Regions from separate parts of the Homo sapiens genome. Here region 2 is linked to region 1. The links are chromatin loops, found by intact Hi-C in ENCODE. Cell type or tissue: PC-3. All regions are shown on one strand.

Region 1 (5,000 bases):
CTTTTGGTATATCTCCATTTTCTTTTTGGTGTTGTCCAAATCCACATTGTTGGTCAAGTTGAAAACTGCATTAGAAAGGAAACGATGACATGAAAAATATTTTTAATATAAATCTTGAGTAGACAATAAAAAACAAATACCACAGTGACTCATTTGTTAGGTTGTCATTCTTTATAGCTCTATTTGTGACCTTTTAATCAGCTACCTATTTTAGAGACTAGCTCTAGTTACGGCAAACATGTTTTCCAAGCCAAACACAAGGACAGACTGTCTGACTCGCACAAAATACCTAAATGTCAGGATCACTCCAGAAAACCTAAGATATGTGCTTAGATCTGATTTTTATAGTCCCCTCTCTAGCTTTAAAAGCATAAAAAAATTGTTTAAATTTTTTTAATATAAAGAGTAAGTCTGGAATCTACTACAAGAATCAGAATTTTAAAAAAAGAGTTAAAAAATCATATATTTTTATAATTTATATCAAACAAAAAACAGGTTTTATCCCCATTCCAATTGTCTCCAACATGAGTAGACACAGGCTTGAATTACTTCCCTTGTAGTCTAGCTCTAGAAACGTATGAAATAAAGGAGTTGGAACTTAAGAAGAAAAATAAAGGATAAACTGGCACCAAAACTTAAAGTAAAAGAATTTCTTAAGAGAACCACTGAGACATGTTTAGATACTACTAAATTTTCTGTAAATTACAACTCTCTTTTTATAATTCCAACTCAAAATAATTTGAATTATGAATGCCATATTCCCTTCTAATTTTCCATATGTAAATCAAAGTTACTATAATACTCTGAACAATTAAAAAAAGACCTTCTTGCTATATATAAACTCATATGGAGGAATCCATATCAGTAAGACTCTCCTGTTCCATAATTCAATTCAAGCCTCCTTTAGCTTCCCTTGTAATCTTTCTACATCCATTATTAGCCCTTCCACCCCTTCTCCAATTACTTACCACTGCTTCCTGCTTCTTGCCCTACAAACAAGACGGATCTACCCTAAATAACTCTGCTCTATCCCTTGGGTTTCTACAGATTGCTTCCCCATCTCACTCTTTCCTTTAATAGCTTATAAGAGTTGAAAAGTAACACCGGAGGACCAACACAGAGTTGCTTGTTTTGTTGAGTAAAGCCATCAAACAGACTCAAATGACCAGTTTGATCTATAATTTCATTTTTTTCTTCTCAAAAGGCCAACTTATTTCAGAACATCAATTTATCATAATCACTGTTGAAAATCCAGGCTCATTTAGGTATAAAGGCAAAAGTCTATTCAGTTTTATCATACGCAATTTTAAATCTGGAAGAATTGAGAGAAAATGAGAAGCAATTATCCTCTAGCAACTTCTCCAGTTTTTTAACATAAAGTGGGAAAGAAAATAAGTCAGGGAATCTGGCTAGGATGCAATGTGGGACAATCTTCATAAATCACACTCTAGTCCTGACACAAAACAGTCAGAGGGAGGCTCCAGACAAGCAGCACTCTCAAAAAGTTACCTCTGATCCTTAGTTAAAATGGTGATTCCACTATCTTTACCAACCACTCAAAATCTACCTCTTGTATTTAATAGGCCATCCTCTAAGCAACCAAATCCAATGATCTTTCACAACTCTCACCATCCTCAACATCTACCAGATCCAACCTCAGCCTCCCAAGTAGCTTGGATTACAGACATGCACCACCATGCCTGGCTAATTTTTGTATATTTCAGTAGAGACAGGGCTTCACCATGTTGGCCAGGCTGGTCTTGAACTCCTGGCCTCAAGTGATCCACCCGCGTTGGCCTCCCAAAGTGCTGGGATTACTGGCGTGAGCCACCATGCCCAGCCATTAACCTAGGCTATCTGATTCCAAACCTGAACTTTTATCTACAATGCCTACAAAACTAGTTGTGTCATTTCTCTCAATGCCTGAAAACCACTGCTACCTAGCAGTCCTCTGCATTTGTATGCCCCTACACTTTCCCATTTCCATACCTGTGATTAAACTGTTCCCTACCCATAGGGCTCATCTCAGTACCAACCTCAACCCAGAACAACAGTGAATATCCACATATGACTCACCCTTCTATACCCATTTTAATGACCAGCTCCTCCTTATGAGACACTTTGCAGTTACAATCTCTCCATCCCTGAATGCTTACAATACATTGTCTAATATCGCTCTGCTGGCATTTACCCACTTCCTACCCTGTATAATTATTTTCAATGTGCACATCTTGTCTGACCTATTAGAATGTTCCTTGAGGGCAGTTTCTAGGTCTGATTCATCTTTATTATCACTTCCACTACTTCTAAGGCACTCCTATTAGAATGGCAAAACTCCAATGACAACATAAAATGCTGGTGCAGATCTGGAGCAACAGGGACTCTCATTCCTTGCTGGTGGGAATGTGAAATGGTATAGCCACTTTGGAAGACAGCTTCCTAGTTTCTAACAAAACTAAACATACTCTATCATATAATCTGGCAATCAAGCACCTAGGTATTTATCCAAATGAATTGAAAACACATGTTCACACAAAAACCCACACATGAATGGTAACAGCAGCTTTATTAATCATTGCCAAAACTTGGAAGCAACCAAGACATCCTTCAGCAGATTTAAAAAAATGTAATATTATTCAGCACTAAAAAGAAATCAGCTATAAAGCCAAGACACAGAGGAGCTTTAAATGCATATTGCTAAGTGAAAGAAGCCAATCTGAAAAGGCTACATACTGTATGATTCCAACTATATAACATTCTGGAAAAGTCAAAACTATAAAAACTAAAAAGAACAGTGTTTGTCAGGGGTTGGGGTAGGGAGGAATAAACACACAGAAAAACACAAAGGATTTTTAGGACAGTTAAAATGACTCTGTATGATATAATGGTAGATACACATTATTATACGTTTGTCAAAACTCATAGGGTATACAGCACCAAAAATGAATCCTAGTGTAAACTACAGACTTTGTGTGATAATGATATCTCAATGTAGGTTCATTGATTGTAACAATGTACCACTCTGGTGCAGGATGTTAATAATGGGGGAGGCTGTGCACTGTGCACATGTAGAGGGAAGAGATATATAGGAATTCTCTATACTTTTTGCTCAATTTTGCTGTGAATCTGAAACTTCACTAAAAAAAAGTCTACTTTTAAAAAAAAAGAAAAAAGAAAAAACTTCTCATCTGGTAAGGGCTCAAGAAATACTTGTTGAATTATCATGAGAGAAAAAATAAACTAATACCCAACATTTATAATTACTTTTATAATTATAGATTTAACTAAAATAACCTTTATAATTACTGATTTGAACATGGCAAAGGAGGAAGGTTCAAAAGGACAGGACTAAATTATCTTGGTTTCTTATGGTATGAATCTACTGAAAAGTAAGCGGTCAAATTGATATCCCATGTAGAGCTCTACTAGTATGTTCAAAACAGTTTAAAAAACACTGTTTATTAGCAAACTAGACAGTTTACTACTGATTTTAACTTTTCCATTAAATAGAGCCCAGAAATAGGCAAACTTAAATCCTAAGTGAAATTAATCTGTTTTTATATAAGCAATTTCTTTTATGCTTATCAAAAACTTTATGAGTTCTGGATCACTTGAGGCCAGGAGTTTGAGACCAGCCTGGTCAACATGAGGCCCCATCTCTACCAAAAAAATAAAATTAAAAACTTTTAAAATTAAATTAACCAAGTGTGGTGGTACACACCTGTAGTCCTAGCTACTTGGGAGGTAGAGGCAGGAGGATCATTTGAGCCCAGGAGTTTCAAGCTACAGCGAGCTATGATAGTACCACTGCACTTTAGCCTGGGAGACAGAGTGAGACCCTATCTCTAAAAAATAAATGAATAAATAAAAATTTAAAAAAGAAAACTTTATGAATTCCAAAAAAAGTAAAATAATTTGTTTCAGATTTTAATTTAGAAGCAAAGGTAACAGCAATAATAAATGCAAATCATAATCAGATAATACAAGTCTCTTCCTTTAAAAAGTAAGAAAAGAACCATAAAAGCGAATTACTATTTTAAAAGTTTTCAGATGAAGCAGGTCTCATTCATACCCAATGAATCAGGTTGGTACAATAGCCGTGAAGAAAAAGGAATAGAAGCTAATTTGCTATAACAATCATTTGACCCTTTATCTGTTTACTGGTTTAGCTTAGATGTTGACCTGCCTTTAGTCAAGTATTAAAAGCAAACAAAAAGCCTATTGTATTTTCTGAAAGATTTAATGTTATTCACGTACAATTTTGAAGTCTTTTTGACATCCAGAATTTATAATTAAAGCCCTTAGGACTTTCTCACCCTTTTAAGATAAGTATTCTCTGCACCAAAAGAATAATCTGTTTTGCACCAAAAGAATAATCTGTTCATTATGAAACTAAGAATAAACCTTTGAGATAATCTCTGGAGCCATAAGGAACAAGAATTTTATGTATAGATTGTCATAACCACAGAAAAGAGTCTATTGTTAATGCCATAAGAAAGTCCATCTTCATGTGTGCCCCTTCTATTGAAAATGTTTGATGCTATTATTAAAATTATAATGTTTTCATTTTTATATTCATATTCAAAAGATTCATAATGAAATTTATACAACAAAATTACTTCAATCTCCAATTTATGAATCCTCAAACACTGACCCTCTGAGGCACCCTAATAATTCTAGTTTTCTTACTCCAGATTTAAACGTTTATCTTCAACAGCACCCTTCTACCTATAAGATCGAGTTCAAATGTCTTTAATATCCTTCAAAATATGGCCCCAAACTACTTTTTTTCTCTCATCTCTAATAATTCCATAGAACTCCATGTTCTAGACTCAGAAAGTAAGAAAATCCTATATTTACAATTTGGCTCCATTCTTTACTAGCAATGCAGTCTTGGGCACAATACTTAAGCTCTCTGTGCCTCTTCTCCAGATGCAAAATAGGAATAAAAATGCCTGTCTCTTAGAGTTTCAAAAATTATGAGATAATGTGTGTACAGC
Region 2 (5,000 bases), 160 kb before region 1:
GAACAGATTTATAGACTGTACTTAAAAACACTAATCCTCAGTTCGGGAATACCTAATAGATACAGGAATAGGATATGCAGTCTGGTAGAATGTAGATGGAACTGGACTTTGAAAAAAAAAACCTGCATTCTAATTCTGGCTTTTTACTAACTTGTGAATATGATCTTTGTCTACTCAATTATTTGATGCCTTGGTTTTCTCATTTAACAAAGATAGAAGTACAATAAAGATGAAGATGTATTGCTAAAATTAATTAATAACTGCTTAGTAAAATAAGATGGAGTTGTTACAGATGGATAGTCCATCCTAATGTAACCACAAGTCTTGTTTCACCTAAGTTTCTACCCATAAAACTAACATCTGTTGTAATAGAGATTTGATAGGAAATCCCTTAATTTCCTTAAGAAACTATATCCCATATCCAATGCTCTATGTAACAGACTCATACAAGGTTGAGATGCTGCAATATCATCCTATTCATATCTAAACTCTTTAAGCAAAACCCTGGTAATAAAAGCCTTTGAAGTTTCAACAAAAAAACTGTATCAGTATACAATTTATACATAGGGAACTGTACTTAAAATGTACCTTCTCCAGTCTCCAAAGGATTCATCATAAAATGAGCTTACATTGGAGGTGAAAGGTATCATTTAAGTATTAAATTTTATTAACTTCTTTGAATGTGTCACTAAAGCAGGTTAATGCTGGGTTTTGTTTTATCCTGAGTGTGGCTCACAGCTGGGAACTATAACACCTTGATCAAGGTTTGCCTCATTTTCCACTGCTTAAAACAGGCATTGAGTCCTTAGTATTGAGGGAATGACATTATCATGGGTCAGGTTTTTCTTGCCATAACTTGGTCAAAGGAAATATATCCACTTGTCTGGACTAGTATTAACAAGACATTAGGAAAAAGGGGAACATTTTATGAGAAGAAATAATAGACTTGGATATTAACAGTAAATGTTGTAATCAAAATGGTATTTAAAATGTGTTCAAGTAAAACACTGTAATAAGAGAAAAACCACAGAACTTAATATAAATTATAGCTTTATTTTTTAAAAAGATTTTATAAGTCTGTCACAACCTCAAACACATATAGGTGAATTATTTATTCCTCTCTTCCATCAGATGAGGCTTATCGTGTCAAATCCTCTGAAAAATATAAGTAAAAATTATTTTTCACAAATATATATCCCCTATATTACTCAACTTAGTTCTGAAATTTTCTCCTTATAAATACTTTAACACAGCTGCTAGTGGAAGGACTGTGTTGTGCAGCTGCACATAGCTATAATTTTATAAGTCTGCTTTACTTTTGCTAGCTCCCTGGTTCAGCTCCAAGGTCCAAATCTTATAAATGGTTAACTGGGCTGCCAGAAAAGCCCACTGAATGCATCCTGTAGTGCTCTGTGACAAGCAAGAGAAGAAGTATAGCCTCCAGCAAGGTCCTGTGGTGAGGCAGCTCTGACATGGTTTAAATACCTAAAACAAAACAAGAAGTGTAGCATTGATATACAAAGCAAATATAAATAGGTAACATTTTAAAAAGCAATAGTAAAACTGATTCAAGTTTTAAAGAGGAATTCCGAGATTGAAATATTCAGACTTTTATTATAAATAGATTATTATCTTTCAAAAGGAAACATACCAACTGTACATGGAGTGCCTAAACTAGTATTAAATTACATAGCAAATTACCACGGGGTCTAAAAACAGTTCTGAAAGAGGTTTCAAAAATAATTCTAAAATATTCACTGCTTCACGATTTTCAGAGCTGATTTGTTTTGTTGGCTGTTTTTTGGACACCTAACTAATGCTCTCCTTCCTGGCATATGCTTAAGAAATACACAGTATCACAATACTATTATAGTACTGATATTTCTACATAAATTTGTTTTAAAGCAAACCCTCAATAGCTAAACAAATGGAAGAGGGGAGAAAACGTATGAGTTACTTCAAAAGTACTTTAATATTCCAAGAATATATTGTCTCATTCCTTGCAGGAAAGGAAACATTAGAAAATTACATGTTGAAGAAATCTCTGAGACTGAGCCTGAGTTCAAAATAATGTCTGAAAAAGTAAATACAGAAAAGTCTCATTGATCTCAACAATATAACAGTACAATTTTTTTCTGCAACCACACAGTTTTTTTAAAGCAATTAAACATTTATATCTTGACAAAAATAGACAAAACAGGCCTAAAAAACATTGGACAATCTAGCCAAAGAAGGGCAACTTAGCATGACTACTAACACTTCTGGAAACAAATAATTCCAGCTTTCTTTTAATGCTTAGTTTAAGAAACTAACTTGTTTCTTCAGGAAGTAAAGGAGCTTCACCCACCTTAGAATTACTGGTATGGCAAATGAATAAATCAGGTACCAGAACATTTTAATAACTTGGAACCTTTTTCACTCATTCATTCAAACTTCCTGTGTGTCAAAATCTTAATGCATGAGCAACTTATAACTTCTAACATAACAAGTCTGTTTTTCATCTGTATCCATGTTTAATAAACCTGTGTAGCTAAAACATATAGAGCAATATAAGAGTCCAGTAGAAAAAATGGGTCAAGGTAGGATGCAGCTAAGTTCCTGGAATTAGCTATAATTTATTCACATTGCCACAAATCAAGGTTTTAACTCAATTATTTGCTTCTCTGCCAAGGGCGAAAGGGGAAAGCGGAAGGAAGAAGAGAATATTTATTGAACAAAAACAAAAACATTTTTGATAGTATTTTATAGCCATAAAACATATCTCAGATATGTTTTATGTAGAATACTAATGTACTATATGTTACTATATATAATTATATACATAAGATACTAATATAGTCAGTGTAATATAAAAATATAAATAGAAAAAGGATGAAATAAAAATATTTAAATAAAAGTTCTGGCTGGGTACAGTGGCTCACACCTGTAACCCAGCACTTTGGAAGGCCAAGGTGGGCGGATCATCTGAAGTCAGAAGTTCAAGACCAGCCTGGCCAATATGGCAAAACCCCATCTCTACTAAAAATACAAAAACTTGGCTGGGCGTGGTGGCACATGCCTGTAATCCCAGCTACCCAGGAGGATGAGGCAGGAGAATCACTTGAACCCAGGAGGTGGAGGTTGCAGTGAGCCGAGATTTCGCCACTGCACTCCAGCCTGGGTGACACAGCGAGACTCCATCTCTAAATAAATTAATGAATGAATGTTTTAATATTTTCTCCATATACTGTATCTTACATATCCTCATGGGACACATCCCACTTTAGAGACTACTATTATTAATTAGTCATTGTTGTCTGGGTGTGGTGGCGCACACCTGTGAGCCCAGCACTCTGGGAAGCCGAGGCAGGTGGATCACCTGAGGACAGGAGTTTCAGACCAGCCTGGCCAACATGGTGAAACCCCGTCTCTACTAAAAATAGAAAAAGTAGCCAGGCACAGTGGCAGGTGCCTGTAATCCAGCTACTTGGGAGGCAAGAGAATCACTTCAGTCCATGAGGCAGAGGTTGCAGTGAGCGGAGATCGCACCACTGCACTCCAGCCTGGGCAACAGAGTGAGACCCTGTTTAAAAAAAAAAAAGAAAAATAGTCGTTGTTAAACTCTTGATAGAACCTTAGGTCGCATAGGATTGAAATAGGGATTCACCACACCTACCCCATGGCCATAAAGTTATCTGCTTATTACTTTCCAAGACACAATAAAGTATCAACTGTTAAGATTCTGATGCATGAGAAATGAAGTAAATGTTAAGTTACCTCAGAAAGGTCTAAAAATTAACCTGGCTTCACAGGGAATTCAATAACTATCATACAAATAATAAGTGAGTAATATTTTTATAGGTAACTTGGAAATGAAATGTTCCATTCCTGATACAAGTTTCCAGCTAATTTTTATCCGCACACCAGATGATAATGTATCACCCTTTCCTTTCCTCAGATCCTCAAAAGAAAAGCATAGTCTTAGCTTCAATAGATGTTCACTTATGGTAAAATTCAAGCACCACAGTAGAATGTTTGTCAACCTTGAAAAGCCAAACATCATAAATGAGAATTGGTTTTCATAGCTGTAATACAAACCACTGTGCAACTAACTGTTTTGATTCATCACATTTTGGTACAGCTTGCTTCTGGGAAAGTTGAGTCATACCATATCTGGCTTGGCAATTTGAGCATAAACTTGCAGTGTGCATACAGCTTTTTATATGTTATCCTGAGAAACCTGAAACAGCTGCACTGCTGGCAGGAAAACAGAGGACCACCAGTAAAATATTCAAAACAGTTGCATCTTTTAATTTATGGCCATGTTTCCATAAAGAGTATATAAAACAGTTCAGCTTTATAGGTAAAATGTTATAAACAGTCATACTCCTTGATGCCATAAATGTGTAAAAAAAGTTTTATCTAAATGATTAGTGCTTGAAAATAGTATTTCTTGAACATAGTCATAATCCAGAGTAATGAGCAAATTTTTAAATTTGACTTATTAATGCTAAGTTGTACAATTCTCACTGCCAAAACCAAGTCAATTAAAATTTCTTTGCATAGCACTGAAGAAAATGCCCTTCCCTTCTAGCAATCATTTACATTAAACATGTCTGTGAGTATGAGTCGTTGAGAGTCCTGCTTATTTACTTTGCTGTTTTTGATCTCTAGGGCTGCACAAAACTGTTACTGTGAAGTATTTCAAACTATTTTCACCACGGCAACCTACATTAATGCCAATAAAAAATAAAACAAAGTTCATTTTTGTTATTCAATTGTGGGCTTTTATTTTTTAAGTATCTTAATGTTCTTAAAACCTTTAATTATTGTAGCATGTCGAAGTATTTTAAAGAATCTGCCACATTGAAACAGCACAATGAAAATTTAGTGTTTTCTGTACTTTTCTACCTTAATCCACATCTGTGTTTTTATTCTTTCATGACCATTACAAGTACATCACTGAACAGGATTCCTGGGGTTTCTGGCAGAAGTCAGTATCATTTCATGTATACCTTTAT

The links. Hi-C counts contacts between places; a loop is a spot of excess contacts. Peaks named below come from ENCODE experiments on the same cell type or tissue, not always from the same donor. Only the 100,000 strongest peaks of a DNase experiment are listed, where the experiment ranks them.
Region 2: a loop joins it to region 1, with 2.0 times the contacts of the local background. A loop is called at or near these places in 1 of 110 quality-filtered maps.

What each region holds. Positions count from the first base shown.
Region 1 is chr14:60,803,390-60,808,389 of GRCh38, reverse strand. It overlaps MNAT1 (MNAT1 component of CDK activating kinase), which reads right to left. Exons shown (of 8, transcript NM_002431.4): 4 at 1-65. Among named protein-coding and RNA genes, the nearest start is that of MNAT1, 71 kb to the right of the region's middle. In PC-3, no CTCF peak of the experiment used is centred here; DNase peaks (open chromatin) are centred at 219 and 2,209; H3K27ac peaks cover 1,150 bases.
Region 2 is chr14:60,964,714-60,969,713 of GRCh38, reverse strand. MNAT1 (MNAT1 component of CDK activating kinase) reads right to left here. Exons shown (of 8, transcript NM_002431.4): 8 at 1-1,485. The coding sequence ends at 1,365. Among named protein-coding and RNA genes, the nearest start is that of TRMT5, 14 kb to the left of the region's middle. In PC-3, no CTCF peak of the experiment used is centred here; no DNase peak of the experiment used is centred here; H3K27ac peaks cover 467 bases.